2 separate regions of the Mus musculus genome follow, and region 2 is linked to region 1. A link is a loop called in an ENCODE intact Hi-C map of the cell type or tissue named here. Cell type or tissue: left cerebral cortex. All regions are shown on one strand. Links, peaks and the distances in the headings refer to the core of each region. The heading gives the core; the rest is flanking DNA.

The links. A loop is a pair of places that touch in the nucleus more often than their neighbours do. Peaks named below come from ENCODE experiments on the same cell type or tissue, not always from the same donor. Only the 100,000 strongest peaks of a DNase experiment are listed, where the experiment ranks them.
Region 2: it touches region 1 in a loop (8-fold over the local background); 25 of 42 quality-filtered maps call a loop at or near these places.

What each region holds. Positions count from the first base shown.
Region 1 is chr7:60,389,800-60,392,602 of GRCm38, forward strand. The region is part of intron 3 of Snhg14 (small nucleolar RNA host gene 14); the gene reads right to left. It also overlaps a transcript of Snrpn not described here. Among named protein-coding and RNA genes, the nearest start is that of Snhg14, 59 kb to the right of the region's middle. In left cerebral cortex, for the core only: no CTCF peak of the experiment used is centred there; DNase peaks (open chromatin) are centred at 1,346 and 1,533; H3K4me3 peaks cover 884 bases.
Region 2 is chr7:60,490,513-60,493,315 of GRCm38, forward strand. No RefSeq gene overlaps it. Among named protein-coding and RNA genes, the nearest start is that of Snhg14, 42 kb to the left of the region's middle. In left cerebral cortex, for the core only: no CTCF peak of the experiment used is centred there; DNase peaks (open chromatin) are centred at 1,615 and 2,018; H3K4me3 peaks cover 576 bases; H3K27ac peaks cover 241 bases.

The DNA.
Region 1 (2,803 bases), core at 269-2,768:
AGTGTGATACTTTCCTTTTCTGAACACCCTCATTACCCTCCAACTAAGCCAAACACATTTTGTAGTTTCTAGGAAAGACTCTCCAAAGAATTTTGACTTCTAGGTTCCATTTGGCTATGGAGGCATTGTTTCCAAAATTTGTCACATTTTGTTATTATCTCTGAGAAGCCTTTCCTTTTCTAACAAGAGACTGAAAGGGGTGTATGCAGAGGGAGGAGAGATGGGGAGAAACTGTGAGGGGTGAGGGAGGGGAAACTGTAATTAGAATATATTGAATGATTAATCTATTTTCAATAAAAAACAAAACTTCATCATGTGAGAATTGTCTTTCTTTAATACAATTTTCTTTATGATCTAGAACCTTATTTCTGAATATCTGTACACTTTTACATAAAAGTGTATTTAAACTAGAATCATTTTAAGGGAGGGAGAAATTACAACCATGCACAACTGAGTGTGTTTCTTCTCCTGCACCATTTTCCAAATGAAGTCTTATTACTTTGATCCTACTTCAGCCAGAGTCTCTCTTAGTGCATAACAATTTTCTATCCAATGATCCTTCACACACTTCTTAGCTATAAATAAATCAAGAATATCTGATGTAATCTGATATAACCTTAATGTCCCAACCATAAGACTATGTTGAAGTTTCTTTTCCTGTCATAATCATCAGCTTCACTGTAGCCAGTTTTAAAAAGAGTACTAAATAATTAACACACACACACCCTTCTGTGGCATAAACACTTGAAGATGCATTACGTGGCATGACACTTGAAAATGTATTGTGTGACTGAAGCAAATATCATATATAAGCATACACACACACACACACGCAGACACACATATATACATACATATATGCATATATGGATGTATGTATCATTCCTGTTTAGAGATTATATTGGTAGAAAATTACTGGATGTTAGAACGAAAAGCAAAACGTCTGTAGGACATTCACACTGTATTTAAGAAAATCACACTGAACGTTTTATTTTTAAGCCTTCAAACCTCCTGAAAATTCAATGTAAATATTTTAACTTTAAAAATAAACAGCAGATTGAGCCATATCCCGTCCCCGCTGATCTGATTTAAGGCTAATGCTGGAGTATATTCCTTTAAAAAAGCAAATACTTAGGGCTCATTTATAAAGCTACAGCTACAGAAAAGCAGCTCAGTAGAAAATGCCGAGACTCCTAAAACCCGTATGATTGCGAATTCATTAGCTAATCGATTTCGGATTTTATCAAAACTTGAAAACTGAAGATGAATCCGGAATCACACAGTGCCCCTGTGACAACAGGAAGTTAAGTCAGTCTGACAGTGCATCTCTGTTTGTGGCTCGGAGAAACCCTCAAAGAAGAGAATATTTGGTCCCCTGGGCTTCTTTTTTTTTTAAAGTTTTTATTGGTTTATTTACATTTCAAATGTTGTCCCTCTCCTAGGTTTCCTCTCCGCAAACCTCCCTTTCCCCCTGCATCTCAGTCCCCTCTGCATCTATGAAGTTGCTCTCCCACGGACCCACCGACTCTCCTGCTTCACCCCGAGCCTTTCCCTACTCTGCGTTATCAAGCCTGTCTTTCCTCCGCAGGCTCGTCGCATCCACTGCGCAGGTTTTTGACGCATTTCCTGCTGTGGCTGGTCTTGCGGAGAGGAGACTAAAGCGGCCACAGCGACCGCAGCGACTGCGGCGGCGGCGGCGGCGGTGGGAGGGGGCTGGGGGGTGGGGGTGGAAACGAAGCAGTTTGAAAGTGGGTTTTCAACAGTTGGTATTCTCTAGGAAGCATATAATTTAAAAGATGTGTAAAAACGAAGGCAACATCGCCTTAAGGAATGTCTCCATCAGACAGCGAGAAGCTGTAGAGGAAAAATGGCAAAACTACAGGGACCGAAATTTTCTTTGTGATTACCCCACGTATCACTCCTTTGTGAAGTAATTTATGCAGAAGCAATGAAATCATCGATGGTAAAAATTATTATGCACAAAGTATAATACTGTATTTTCTAATAAAACTTACTTTGGTATTTTAATGTCTATTTAGGACTTTACAATTTCTTAAAATATAAAACGAAGTTAACACACACCTCACCTTTTAACAAATACTGTTTCGCGGTTAGATCTTATAACAGTTGTACATTTTGCATAATAATATAGAATACAAATTGAAGCATATGAAGAAAAAGAAACATGAACTGCAGACTGTTACAGATAGAAAGATGGCTCTTTTTGTTTTTGTTTTTGTTTTTGTTTTTTTTTAAGATAAGCAAATGTTCTACCACTGAACTATATTTTCACACACGTGTAGGTTTTCGAGTTTAGATTTGGATGCCCAGACCGAATTTTCTATTTTGCTAATTAATAACTAAAAGAATTGGAAAGCACTGGATAGTTTTGTTACAAATTTGTTTATTATTTTTAAGGTAAAGCTCGCCTATGTATTCCATGACCGTCATTCAATAAACACATTACATTTACCTGTTTGTGAATGAATGTGTGTAAAACAAAAATTATCAGAACATTCATAACACTTGCAGGAGTTTTTAATTTTTAGTTCTTGCTTTTAGGTATTAAACTATGACATCGTATACACTTGACAAGTTTGTTTATCTCTTGGCTACACGCCTTAGCAAGAGAAGAGGTTCTATGATTTTTCCTGTTATTCCTTAAATTTAAAGTTTCTAAAAATCCCACCATTCATTATTCCATGATGATTTCATACAATTTTGAAAGCTAGAATATCAGTGTCCCTGGTAATGCAGGAGGACTATAATCTCAGGTACTTGGGAAGATGAGGACATAAATTAC
Region 2 (2,803 bases), core at 102-2,601, 100 kb after region 1:
ACTTTGTAGACCAGACTGGCCTTGAACCCAGAAATCCAACTGCCTCTGCCTCCCAAGTGCTGGGATTAAAGGTGTGCACCACTACAGCCCGGCTTAGGACTCTATTCTTGATATGGTAAAGAAATAACACACAAGACAGACAGCAATATAAAAATCAACTTAATGAAAAATTTTCACACACATATGGTAGGAAATTCTAAATCTTGTTCAGAAGCAGTGTTATAATTCATACAAAATATGAAGATAAGTTATGGCATACAAATAGGGTGACATTACTGTCAGCCTATGTTAAGAGGCTTAACATAGTTAACATGAGGACATAAGTTATGAGGACTGGGACATAGTTGCCTTCCCTGGTCCCCAGTACCATTGATTCTCAAATCTAGCCACTTATTTAAGCTCAGTGTGATACTTTCCTTTTCTGAACACCCTCATTACCCTCCAATTAAGCCAAACACATTTTGCAGTTTCTAGGAAAGACTCTCCAAAGAATTTTGACTTCTAGGTTCCATTTGGCTATGGAGGCATTGTTTCCAAAATTTGTCACATTTTGTTATTATCTCTGAGAAGCCTTTCCTTTTCTAACAAGAGATTGAAAGGGAGTGTATGCAGAGGGAGGAGAGATGGGGGGAAACTGTGAGGGGTGAGGTAGGGGAAACTGTAATTAGAATATATTGAATGATTAATCTATTTTCAATAAAAAACAAAACATCATCATCTGAGAATTGTCTTTCTTTAATAAAATTTCCCTTATGATCTAGAACCTTATTTCTGAATATCTGTACTCTTTTAAATAAAAGTGTATTTAAACTAGAATCATTTTAAGGGAGGGAGAAATTACAACCATGCACAACTGAGTGTGTTTCTTCTCCTGCACCATTTTCCAGATGAAGTCTTATTATTTTGATCCTACTTCAGCCAGAGTCTCTCTTAGTGCATAACAATTTTCTATCCAATGATCCTTCACACACTTCTTAGCTATAAATAAATCAAGAATATCTGATGTAATCTGATATAGCCTTAATATCCCAACCATAAGACTATGTTGAAGTTTTTTTTTCCTGTCATAATCATCAGCTTCACTGTATCCAGTTTTAAAAAGAGTACTGAATAATTAACACACACACACCCTTCTGTGGCATAAACACTTGAAGATGCATTATGTGGCATGATACTTGAAAATGTATTGTGTGACTGAAGCAAATATCATATATAAGCATACACACACACACACACACACACACACACATATATACATACATATATGCATATATGGATGTATGTATCATTCCTGTTTAGAGATTATATTGGTAGAAAATTACTGGATGTTAGAACGAAAAGCAAAACGTCTGTAGGACATTCACACTGTATTTAAGAAAATCACACTGAACGTTTTATTTTTAAGCCTTCAAACCTCCTGAAAATTCAATGTAAATATTTTAACTTTAAAAATAAACAGCAGATTGAGCCATATCCCGCCCCCGCCGATCTAATTTAAGGCTAACGCTGGAGTATTTTCCTTTATAAAAGCAAATACTTAGGGCTCATTTATAAAGCTACAGCTACAGAAAAGCAGCTCAGTAGAAAATGCCGAGACTCCTAAAACCCGTATGATTGCGAATTCCTTAGCTAATCGATTTCGGATTTTATCAAAACCTGAAAACTGAAGATGAATCCGGAATCACACAGTGCTCCTGCGACAACAGGAAGTTAACTCAGCCTGACAGTCCATCTCTGTTTGTGGCTCAGAGAAATCCTCAAAGAAGAGAATCTTTGGTCCCCCGGGTTTCTTTTTTTTTTTTTTTTTTTTTTTTTTTTTAGTTTTTATTGGTTTATTTACATTTCAAATGTTATCCCCCTTCTAGGTTTCCTCTCCGCAAACCTCCCTTTCCCCCTGCATCTCAGTCCCCTCTGCATCTATGAAGTTGCTCTCCCACGGACCCACCGACTCTCCTGCTTCATCCCGAGCCTTTCCCTACGCTGCGTTATCAAGCCTGTCTTTCCTCCGCAGGCTCCTCACAGCCACTGCGCAGGTTTGTGACGCATTTCCTGCTGTGGCTGGTCTTGCGGAGAGGAGACTAAAGCGGCGACAGCGACAGCGGCGGCGGCGGCAGCGGCGGCGGCGGCGGCGGGAGGGGGGGTGGGGGTGGAAACGAAGCAGTTTGAAAGTGGGTTTTCAACATTCGGTATTCTCTAGAAAGCATATAATTTAAAAGATGTGTAAAAACGAAGGGAACATCGCCTTAAGGAATGTCTCCATCAGACAGCGAGAAGCTGCACAGAAAAAATAGCAAAACTACAGGGACCGAAATTTTCTTTGTGATTATCCCACGAATCACCCCTTTGTGAAGTAATTTATGCAGAAACAATGAAATCATCGATGGTAAAAATTATTATGCACAAAGTATAATACTGTATTTTCTAATAAAACTTACTTTGGTATTTTAATGTCTATTTAGGACTTTAAAATTTCTTAAAATATAAAACGAAGTTAACACACACCTCACTTTTTAACAAATATTGTTTCGCGGTTAGATCCTATAACAGTTGTACATTTGGCATAATAATATAGAATACAAATTGAAGCATATAAAGAAAAAGAAACATGAACACAGTCTGTGACAGAAAGATGGCATTTTTTTTTTTAATGATAAGCAAATGGTCTACCACTGAACTATATTTTTACACATGTGTAGGTTTTCGAGTTTAGATTTGGATGCCCAGACCGAATTTTTTATTTTGCTAAGTAATAACTAAAAGAATTGGGAAGCACTGGATAGTTTTGTTACAAATTTGTTTATTA